Linked DNA regions of Homo sapiens: regions 1, 2 and 3 are each linked to region 4. A link is a contact called in ENCODE Hi-C or POLR2A ChIA-PET data. All regions are on one chromosome and are shown on one strand. The core of a region is the stretch at or near the end of the contact, and the rest is flanking DNA. Distances in the headings are between cores, read along the strand shown.

Region 1 (2,700 bases), core at 201-2,700, 570 kb after region 4:
GTTATACCTTGTAGTATAAAGGTGCCTGAAAGCCTAATCATGAAGGCTTATTTATTTATTTTTTTATTGATCATTCTTGGGTGTCGAAGGCTTATTTTTTAAATCAAATTTGGATGGCTTTGGTACCATCCACGTAGACAAGAGTAATTATCTTGGCCAGGCATGGTGGCTCACACCTGTAATCCCAGCAGTTTGAAAGGCTGAGGCAGGCAGATCACTTGAGGTCAAGAGTTCGAGACCAGCCTGGCCAACGTGGCAAAACCCTGTCTCTAATAAAAATTAAAAAAAGTAGCTGGGTATGGTGGCGTACACCTGTAGTCCCAGCTACTCAGGAGGCTGAGATAGGAGAATCACTTGAACCCGGGACACAGAGGTTGCAGTGAACCGAGATTGTGCCACTCTACTCCAGCCTGGGTGACAGAGTGAGACTCTGTCTCAGAAAATAATAATAATTATTATTATCTCACAACTGGAGAAATGCTATTGCAGGAATACTATTGCCCTTTAATTTACACTTCTAATGTTACTCTTTACTATTTCAATAAAATATCACAAATTTATAAGTTATTTTTCATTGATTACTAATCAAAATATATACCGAACTATCTTCGTACTCTGCTATATGTATTAAGACACTCCCTTCTGACAATTTTAACCACTTCTTTCTTGAAATACAATTTTGCTAGGAAAACATGATATGTTAATGTTAAAAGCAACTCTGTGGCAGTGCTGTGGGAGTTACTAGAAGACCTTTTGGTAAGGGAGTCAGAGAGGTAGATTTTAAATTGGATTTTTGAAAAGGAAAGGGGATATTTCAGGCAGGGGAAAAGTTTCTTCAGTGGCACAGAAGAACAAACGTATCATGGTATGTTAGTCACTTTGCTGGGATGATAATTCATGAAGGGGAATAGTGTATGGTCTAAACTGGAGAGCAGGGACAATCTTGTTTCTTGGTATTCTTACTTTGTAGCACAGTATTTGCTACATTGGTGCTAAAAATGTTAATAAAGTCATATACATTTTAAGGGCATACTTTCACTCATGCTAGATTGTCAGAAAATGTTCTGTAAAATTAATGAATAGAAAAGAAAAGGAAGGATGAAGTGATTTAAAGGCAGAGAAAAAGGATGAAAGGTAAATTGTTGCCAGATTGTAGCGTCCTCTAGTGGCAGTCTAAATTCGGACTTTATTCTGTGTCGGAATCTTCCAGAAGAGGAGTGGCATAAAAAAATTGATGCTGTGCATCAGGATAAACGGACTTAACTGTAGTGTGAGAACAGGTTTGAAAAAGAAAAGTTTAGGGCGGGGGAGACCACTATTGGTGGTCTAATTTTAATATTTCAAACAGCTGCGTATTATAGCTAGGGTGTTTGGACGGTTGTCATGGAAATAAGCCCCGCCCCTTAAGCTGCGTCCTCTCTTTGACCTGTCAGTGAGGGAGGGACAGTCCAGGCAGTTCTGTGCGTGTTCACTGTTTAGTAGTACTCAAAACTGCCAGTGTGAGAGGATTTGGAAATCACTGGATCTGCTCAATACAAAAATGTTTTTTCGAGTCTTTCTCCATTTTATCAGGAGTCATTCTGCCACTGCAGTGGATTTCCTTCCTGTGATGGTGCACCGGCTCCCAGGTAGAGGGTTTGCCCCTTTCTCTTCCTCATCCTCCTCTTCTTGCCAGTCTGCGCTTAGAATTCTGTGCCTCTTTCCTGAAGGTTGCTGGGAGCTTCTGAAGCTTTGTGTCCTGTGTGGCTCAGATGAGATAGCAATTCCGCAGAGTCCTGGAAGTTAAAGAAGGCTGAGTTAGGATTGTTTCCTCATGGTCAGGGAAACAGCCTTCACATTTGTATATTTTATGCAATATTTAAGGCAGGATTCAGGGACTTGGTATTCTTTGGGATTTGCAATAAGAAGAATATTCAATATTTAGGCTTTTCTAAATTGAAAAATCACTGCCACACGTTCTAATGTAATTGTTTGGTTTCTCTATTTGCATTTTGCGGGGACTGCCTTAAAACTCATTTATGTTTTATAGCCTTCTATTATAGTTACCATTGTTACATGATTTTATGTATAGAAATTGGCTGATCTAGAGCTTTCAGAAATCATACTAATATGCACTATAAATTTTAAAATTACTTAATGTAGTAATTTAATGTTTGCAGTATGCAAGGGAATGTATTACGTACTGGAAGGAGAGAGGAGACAAACACCAGACCCTGTACTCAAGGAGTACTGGTAGTATCATTTATCATACAAGACAGATAAGATAAGGTCCATATGAGAGCTATAAACAGATGCTGTGAGTTCAGACTAAGGAGAATCAGTTCTTGCTGTAGGTAAGGGGAATGCTGTGTTTATAAAGCAAATGACATGGCAACTGGATCTTGAAGGATGAGTTAGGTGAGTAAATTTCATCTGAAGGAGTTGGGAAATATCCTAGATGAAGAAAATTGATTGGCGGGGGGGGGGGAATTAAACATTCTATTTTGACATGTTGAAAGTCACCTGCAAGAAGTAATTGATGAAATTAAGAGACTAGATGAGATTGCCAAGGGAGAGTGCTGAGATTAAAGATCCAAGGTAGGACCTTAGGAACATTCATGAAGTGGTAAGGGGGATAAGGAGCCCATAAAGGGAATTAACATTTGGAAAGCATCCACTATCTTTATATTTGATTATGACAACAGACATAAACAGGAAGTA
Region 2 (2,700 bases), core at 154-2,653, 680 kb after region 4:
TGTGGAATGGGAGGCTTTTGGATTTTTTCTTCTTTCTCTTCTGATTGTTCAACTGCACCTGTCTAGAGGTTTTGCAGTTGCTTCCTCCTGTCCCTCTGAACCCCAGGTCTAGAAACGCCTCATGAAGGTGGCTGGTGACAACAGATACTGGAGACAGCACAGTGGGTGGCTTGTCTCAGTTCCTGGAAGGGAGGCTTTGTCCTTCCCCTCCCCGGGCCCATGGCTCCCCAGGAATTTGTAACCCCAGGTAGCACTGGGCAGCCGTCCTGGAGCTTCAGCCTTGCTCACTGCTTTGGGTTTATCTTCCTTTTCTGATCCAAAGAGATATTCATACATATTTTTTTCAGCTCAACTATATCTTTTTTTTTTTTTTTAGAGACAAGTTCTCATTCTGTCCCAAGGCTGGAGTGCATTGGCACAATCATAGCTTACTGTAACCTTGAACTCTTGGGCTCAAGCGATCCTCCCTCCTCAGCTTCCCAAATAGCTAGGACTGCAGGTGCTTGCCACCACACCTGGCTATTTTTTTTTTTTTTTTTTTTTTTTTGTAGAGACGGGGCTTTGCTATGTTGCCTAGGCTGATCTCAAACTCCTGGCCTCAAGCAATCCTCCCACCTTGGCTTCCCAAAGCACTGGGATTACAGGTGTGAGCCACGGCAGTGGGCAGGAACTATATCTTTTGGTTTTCTCTTTTTATACTTTATGTACTATTGCAATGTGTTTGGAATAGCGGAGGTGCAACCAATCCAGATTCATTGTGCTATCTCGACCTAACAGGTGGTCTTTTGGTTGAGGGTGGGCACTTGGCTCTCAGGGATTGGCTCTGAAACCTCAGTGGTAAGGCGTCTTCCAGAGCAGCGGCGCCCCCTGGTGGCACGCGGTAGGATGGGCGGCAAAGAAGCACTCGGCGTGGGCGGGGCGGGTGGGGGTCGCAAGGCCACTTCTCTCCTTCCTGCAGGTTCTCAGAGATGGAAGGTGTCTTAGAGGCGGTGAGACCAACTGCCCACACAGTGTGGTCGCCCATCTATGCCACACCCAAAAATGGTCAGTGTCAGCTGGATCCACTCCACAATTTGGTCAGCTGTGTTTCCAAGGAGCCCTTCTTGTACTGAGTGGTTTCTCCTTGTAGCTCTCAGCCATGGGTCCTAGTTCCGCCATTTGAAGCCGCGCATAGCAAATGTGGCCCTTCTCCGTATTCTCTCAGATGTTTGAGGGCAGCATTAGACATTTCTTCTTCCGGCTCTCTTTCAGCCGGCCCCTCCAGACGATGGCCATTCCTGTTGCCTTGGTCCGCAGGAACGATGGGTTATGCATGAACTTTGTAGAACATGGCCTTGTCTTCACCAACGCGGAGGAGAGCCCGTTCGGTTCCAGAGAGGATGCTGCCTCATCTCGTCTCTAAAAGAGGAGGAAGGGGAGCAGGTCCCTTCACGTTCTCTGGTCTCAGCTGAGAACTCTCCCTGGAAGTAGCGGGCCGTGAAATGTTTCACAAGGTAGCATCTCCCTCTAGTGGCCACCATGGTCTATTTCAAGATGCTTTCCTCCCTTCCCCTGGCCCTCGCTTCTCAAGGTTTTTTTTTTTTTTTTTTTTCCCCCACCTCAAAAAGATCCACTGAGATGTGACAGGGTGAGCTGTAGATTGCAAAGTCCCCTATCTGGCCTTCTGACTAAAATGAACTGATTCTGCAATGGTGACTGGTGAGACAGAACTCAGATTCAATTTCTATGTTTCTCATGATTATCCTAAGCCAAAATTTGCAAATGGTTATACACATGTTAATTAGTATTATTCCCAGAAACTGTAAAATAATTGTTCTTCTTTTAGGTGGTTTCCTTATTGATTGGCTTTTTTTGTGTGTGTGACTTTCTCTGTCCATCTCTACTTGCTAATGGTTGAACTGAGGTGGTTTTTTTTTTTTTTTTTTTTTGAGACAGGGTCTCACTTTGTCATCCAGGCTGGAGTGCAGTGGTATGATCTTGGCTCATTGCAGCCTTGACCTCCTGGGATCCAGCGATCATCCCACCTCAGCCCCCAAAATAGCTGGGACTACAGGCATGTGCCACCACACCTGGGTAATTGTTTTGCATTTTTTGTAGAGATAGGGTTTCGCCATGTTGCCCAGGCTGGTCTGGAACTCCTGAACTCAAGCGATCTGCCCGCCTCGCCCTCCCAAAGTGCTGGGATTACAGGTGTGAGCCACCGTGCCCGGCCGGGTTCTTTAAGCGGCAATAACCAGATGCCTTCACACACCAGTACAAGTGAAGTTGGGGAGGTAGCTGGAAGGAGAAGGGAGCAACAAGGGAGCAAGAATGTCCACAGAGCCTGCATTTGGATCTGAGGTTACACTCCAGCAGGAGTCCTGGATCTTTGCTCTGGCTCTCCCCCAGTAAGGCGACCTGGCTTCTGTGAGCAGGTCCTCCATTCTCCGCTCGCCACTGGCAGCTCCCTTGCCTTGTTTTCTGCACCTGCCTCTTCCCTGCGCCACAGCTTCTGCTGATTCATAACTTTGGTTTACCCCTCACTCACTGTGGTCCCTTCAGCCTCTCTCCACTTGCTGCACTCCAGGACATTTCAGCCTTGGCTCCCGCCACCAACGGACTGATTTTCTTGACATTTTCCAGTTTTGCTTTCTGAGATAGAAATCTAATTGACACACCCTTCCCCTTTTTCAGGTGCTGGGCCACTTCAAAAGTCTCTAG
Region 3 (2,700 bases), core at 78-2,577, 620 kb after region 4:
GCCAACAGACACATGAAAAAATGCTCATCATCACTGGCCATCAGAGAAATGCCAATCAAAACCACAATGAGATACCATTTCACACCAGTTAGAATGGCGATCATTAAAAAGTTGGGAAACAACAGATGTTGGAGAGGATGTGGAGAAATAGGAATGCTTTTACACTGTTGGTGGGAGTGTAAATGAGTTCAACCATTGTGGAAGACAGTGTGACGATTCCTCAAGGATCTAGAACTAGAAATATCATTTGACCCAGCCATCCCATTACTGGGTATATACCCAAAGGATTATAAATCATGCTACTTTAAAGACACATGCACCTGTATGTTTATTGTGGCACTATTCACAATTGCAAAGACTTGGAACCAACCCAAATGTCCATTAATGATAGACTGGATTAAGAAAATGTGGCACATGTACACCATGGAATATTATGCAGCCATAAAAACGATGAATTCATGTCCTTTGCAGGGACATGGATGAAGCTGGAAACCATCATTCTCAGCAAACTATCACAAGGACAGAAAACCAAACACTGCATGTTCTCACCCATAGGTGGGAATCAAACAATGAGAACACATGGACACAGGGTGGGGAACATCACACACCGGTGCCTGTCAGGGAGTAGGGGGCTGGGGGAGGGATAGCATTAGGAGAAATACCTAATGTAAATGACGAGTTGATGGGTGCAGCAAACCAACATAACACATGAATACCTATGTAACAAACCTGCACGTTGTGCACATGTACCCTAGAACTTAAAGTATAATAATAATTAAAAAGAAAAAAGAAAAAGAGAAACGAGGGTCTTGCTCTATTGCCCAGGTTGGACTCCTGGGCTGAAGTGATCCCTCTCCTTCTCAATAGCTGGGGCTACAGGAGTGCGTCACCACGCCCGCCTGGCTCAATTCCTGCTCCTTTTGGTCTATAAAGCGGACTGTGGCCCTGGGGTTCATCCGATTGAGTCACCAGTCACTGGAGCTTTACAGGAGAGAGTGGGAGAGGAGGCTCAGAGAGGTCACTCAGGACCCAAAGTGTGCCCAGACGGGCCCTAACTACGTGGCGTGACCTCAGGCGGGGCAAACAGATCAAGGACACAGGGTCCCCACCCACCCTGACCACTCCAGGGTATGCTTAGGTATCCCAAATCTTGCTCTCCGAAGAGATTCAGATAGCGAGAGACACCCTTAACTGTCTCCCGAGGCCGGGATTGGCCAGAGCGGAAGCGGAGACGCACTTCCTAGGGGCGCGTCTGGCACGCACTGCGCAGCCGCGGTGGGAGGAGGCACCGGCCGCGCGGCGGGAGGAGGTGCCGGCCGAGCACCGCAGACAGCGCCGGGAAGATGAGCACGGAAGGTGGTGGCCGTCGCTGCCAGGCACAAGTGTCCCGCCGCATCTCCTTCAGCGCGAGCCACCGATTGTACAGGTAGGGTGTGCACACAGGTACAGCGGCGGGCGGTGGGCGCCGGGCCCCGGAACGTCACCGGGGCGGGGCCGGCGGGCGTGCTGACGTCGGGCCCGGGAGGGGCGCGGGGGCTGCTGGGGCGACGCGCGCTGGTCGGCTTCGTGGGGCTTCGGACGGCCTCCAGCATCCTGATGGGGGCTGGAGTGTCCCCAGCCCTGGAGGGGTGGGGGAGCTTGATGGTTAACGGAGCCGACTGCGGAGGGCGATGGCCCACGTCTGGGTGCGGGGCCCACACCCGGTTCTGCGACTCGAAGAAACGTCTCTGCCCCTAGGAGTCCCTTGGTGTAGACCACAGGGTTGCTGTGAAACTCAGCAGTGTTAAACTCGCCTATGTTACACAGTACCTGGCGCGGCGTAGACACTCAGTAAATGTTAGCTAATCTTGTATGCCAGGAGCATTGGCCACCATATCTAATGTAATTACAAGGCAAATTTTAGCCCCTTTTTTACCAAAGACTGGATGAACCCAGTCCCTGGTGGTCTAGTGGCTAGGAGAAAAAAAAAAAAAAATGAGCCCAGACGTTCAGTTTCCGAAGCAGCATAGTTGGGATTTGAATCCCGATCATACATACTGCTTGCATGCACTGACGAGTTGATTTTGAGGAATTTTACCACGCACTAACCAGCTCCACCCTCTGGCCCTCCGTATCGTCGTCTGTGAAATGAGGATGACCATCGCTATCTAACAGGATTCATCCCTCCATTCGCTAAACCAGGTTTTGTTTCGTGCTTGTCAGGGCTTGTGCTAGGTAACGGATGCATCAGGGATCTTGTATGGGGTTTCCAATCTGGCCTATTTTGTGGAGGGTACACTGAGAAAATTTTGTGCAAAAGACTTTAGCACTCTAAATACAAGAAGTGGCTGAGCAGGAGAAAGTGGGGGTGTGTTATTCCATTTTGCATTGCCACAAAGGAATACTGAGACTGGTATTTTATAAAGAAAAGAGGTTTATTTGGTTCTGCAGGCTGTACAAGAAGCATGGCACCAGCATCTGCTTCTGTTGAGGCCTCAGGGACCTTCCACTCATGGTGGAAGGCGAAGGGCGAGCAAGCAGGCAACTCACAGGGCAAGTGAGGGAGCAAGAGAGAGGAGAGGAGGTGCCAGGCTTTTTTTAACAACCAGCTCGCCCATTGACTAATAGAGCGAGAACTCACTCATTGCTTCAGGGAGGGCACCAAGCCATTCATAAGGGATCCACTTCCATGAGCCAAACATCTCCCACTAGGCCCCATCT
Region 4 (2,700 bases), core at 56-2,555:
ACAGGCTAGTCTTGAACTCCTGACCTCAGGTGATCCACCCGCCTCAGCCTCCCAAAGTGCTGGGATTACAGGCGTAAGCCACTAAGCCCGGCCCATTATTTATTCCTGATACTCAAACTGTCTCAGATTTGGTAAGGGGGGAGCACCTTCGAGCCATCTGCTTTCTTTTGACATATCTTCCTTGACATAGCCAAGAAATCTCCTTGCTTTAAGGAGCAGGATCTTTCAAGGGCATTTTATACTTTCCCTGTCTCTGCCCTCGAATGAGCCATCTCGCCACGGAGTCTGGCTCCTTTAGGTGGAGAATGGTATTTAGAAACCAAGATATAAAGGCATATGATACATCTCAAAATAGTGAGGTGTCACTGTCCCTGTTTCCTTGAGTCACATTTGGAAGCGTGGTGTGATTTATAATCCTACCTCGACTATTGCCTGTGTGACCTAGGCAATTCCCTTTATTCCTTGAGGTCTTCTTCGTCCTTTGGGGAAAAAAATTGGATTAGAGAAATATTTCTAAACTTTTTCAGAGTCACCAACGCGTTTGGGAATCTGACAGAAGCTACGGGTCCATCTCCCCAGAGACATGCTCACATAAGCAAAAACTGGCCTGTGTTTTAGGGGGTTCCAAACTCTGAAGCTCACATGAGGCTCCAAATCTCTGGATTAAGTGATCTCCAAGATCTCTTCAGCGCTGACATTGACATTCTGTGAGTCTATAAGCGACTGCACTGCTGTCAGAATGACTCCTCGGAGACATCAAAACGTGGAGGGTTTTATTATATATAGCAACGAGAAGAGAAAAGGACACAAAGAAAGGAGCCTGTGAGCAACGCATTGCTCAGCCACAGTTCTTTGCCGGTGCCAAATTTAGGACGCGCTGTACTTGTAGGTGAGAGGTTTTGGCGGGAAGGACCCCGGGTGGGCGGAGAACGCCGGGGCGGGGAAGGAGATCGCAGGCCGCATCCAGGTCTCTGCACCCCTCCGCACGGTCCGCCAGGGCTCGCTCTTGCCCTTCGCCTGGAAGGCCGAGGAACGGAGCGGGCCGAGCAGCGACCCCGCCCCTGGCAGCGGTGAGGCGGAGGGGCGAGGGGAGGGCGTCTGAGCCCGGAAGGAGCGCGCCGGCCAGGCTCGCGCCCCTCCCCGTGCGCCGTCCCCCACTCTCCAGCAGCCGACGTCGGCGGTGCTTCGGTCGCCATGGTGACCAATCCAGGCTCGGGCCCGCCCCCGCCCCCCTGCCCCGGCCCCCTGACGTCGGCGCACGTCAGCGGCGGCGCGCGCCTGGCTGGGCCCTGGGGAGCGGGAGGGAAGGAGCGAAGGAGCGAAGGAGCAAGCGGAGCGGCCGTCGCCCAAGCCAAGCCGCGCTGCCAACCCTCCCGCCCGCCCGCGCTCCTGTCCGCCGTGTCTAGCAGCGGGGCCCAGCATGGTCATGGCGGATGGCCCGAGGCACTTGCAGCGCGGGCCGGTCCGGGTGGGGTTCTACGACATCGAGGGCACGCTGGGCAAGGGCAACTTCGCTGTGGTGAAGCTGGGGCGGCACCGGATCACCAAGACGGAGGTGCGGCCCGGGGCTCGGCGGGAGCGTCCGAGGCGAGGGTTCGGGAGAGGAGCTGCTTACCGAGAGGGGCGGCCGCAGTGGTGGGACCGGGGAGACCCGAGAGGCCGCCTCACTGGCGGAGGCGAGCGGGCCTGGGACTGTGAGGACCCAGGAGGTGCAGGGGGTCGGTGAGCAGCGAAGGGATCGGGCCCGGGCACCCGGACCCGAGTGTCGTCCGACTGGAAACGCAACCAGCCGGGGCTTTGCTTTCCCCTACGCCACCCCCGGTGGCCACCCGGAATTTCGCCCAGAGCCCCCCACCCGGGCCGTGACCTGGTCTGTGGCCTCCGCTCCGGAGCCCAAGTTCCGCGTCTTCCCTGCTTTCGGCTGGGGGTGGGGTGGGAGGGGAAGTCTCGGTGTTCCCAGGCTGCGCCGTGAGAGACGTCGCCGGCCCGAGGAGGGGACCGCCTGCGCTTGGGCTCCGCGGATGGGGGATCGTGCGGCCCCCGTGACCCCGGCGCCCCTCCCCTGCCCGACGAGGAAGGGCCCCATGGCTGGGAATACCCCCACGGCCACTGTCCATCTCCTCTCCTTCCTTTTGGCCCAGGGTGTCTCTGATTTGGTGTCTGGCTAGCTTGATCTCTTGCCTGGGGCATTTCCATTTAATGCCCCAGACAATAGAACTGGTTAAAATGGTCATCTCTGCATTTGCACGGTGGGTGGATTGGTCTTCTACTTGTCTAGGGTTGTCACTGTACCAGGTGTGCATTCTGGCTGTAATACGCATTCTTTAAACCATATCAGATTCTGCCTCTACTCATAAAGCCCTCAACTGCTTCCTGACGGTGAATCCTGCACCCTCTTCATTGCACATTCTAATGCACCGCACATACTCTCTCACAAGTCTCTGTTCTTACCTAACCCGCCCCCCTTCCTTCCACTGCCTCAAGCTGCTCTCCTCAGGGTCTCTATTTTAAGACGTGCAAATTAAATACCTTAGAAGAACGGTAGAAACAAAACCATTCTTTAGAATAAAACCTAGTGGTTTTGACGTACTCTACTCTGCCTTATTGTAGTTCCTCCTGGAGTTTCATCCTTTTCCTGTTTGTTTGCCCTCCAGTTTTGGTCCTATTCTGCTTTTTCCCTTGTTAGTACGAATGTACTGG

What was found. A loop is a pair of places that touch in the nucleus more often than their neighbours do. ChIA-PET counts read pairs that join two places held with the same protein, here RNA polymerase II (POLR2A). Pooled maps may share reads with other maps.
Region 1: a pooled map shows a loop between it and region 4 (8-fold over the local background). The contact joins the promoter of BCO2 here to the promoter of SIK2 in region 4. A Hi-C loop is called at or near these places in 3 of 37 single-sample maps with no recorded cell type and 7 of 50 pooled maps. POLR2A ChIA-PET finds 5 or more read pairs at or near these places in 1 of 52 experiments (OCI-LY7).
Region 2: a loop to region 4 is called in a map of B cell, with 34 times the contacts of the local background. The contact joins the enhancer-like site here to the promoter of SIK2 in region 4. A Hi-C loop is called at or near these places in 8 of 168 maps with a recorded cell type or tissue (A673, B cell, CD4-positive, alpha-beta T cell and 5 more), 9 of 37 single-sample maps with no recorded cell type and 16 of 50 pooled maps.
Region 3: a map of naive thymus-derived CD4-positive, alpha-beta T cell shows a loop between it and region 4 (5-fold over the local background). The contact joins the promoter of PTS here to the promoter of SIK2 in region 4. A Hi-C loop is called at or near these places in 3 of 168 maps with a recorded cell type or tissue (K562 and naive thymus-derived CD4-positive, alpha-beta T cell), 6 of 37 single-sample maps with no recorded cell type and 13 of 50 pooled maps.

What each region holds. Positions count from the first base shown.
Region 1 is chr11:112,174,062-112,176,761 of GRCh38, forward strand. It overlaps BCO2 (beta-carotene oxygenase 2), which reads left to right and starts at 1,451. Exons shown (of 12, transcript NM_031938.7): 1 at 1,451-1,628. The coding sequence starts at 1,541.
Region 2 is chr11:112,279,233-112,281,932 of GRCh38, forward strand. All of the region lies in intron 1 of LINC02762 (long intergenic non-protein coding RNA 2762), which reads left to right. Among named protein-coding and RNA genes, the nearest start is that of LINC02762, 9.8 kb to the left of the region's middle. RefSeq lists an enhancer at 1,110-1,199. Within about 2 kb of position 1,404, at least 9 of the 41 ENCODE cell types and tissues checked have a DNase peak (open chromatin) inside an H3K27ac peak, as active enhancers do.
Region 3 is chr11:112,225,101-112,227,800 of GRCh38, forward strand. It overlaps PTS (6-pyruvoyltetrahydropterin synthase), which reads left to right and starts at 1,328. Exons shown (of 6, transcript NM_000317.3): 1 at 1,328-1,426. The coding sequence starts at 1,344. RefSeq lists silencers at 1,199-1,608, 1,966-2,260.
Region 4 is chr11:111,601,144-111,603,843 of GRCh38, forward strand. SIK2 (salt inducible kinase 2) reads left to right here and starts at 1,306. Exons shown (of 15, transcript NM_015191.3): 1 at 1,306-1,555. The coding sequence starts at 1,421. RefSeq lists an enhancer at 692-831 and silencers at 922-1,361, 1,912-2,071.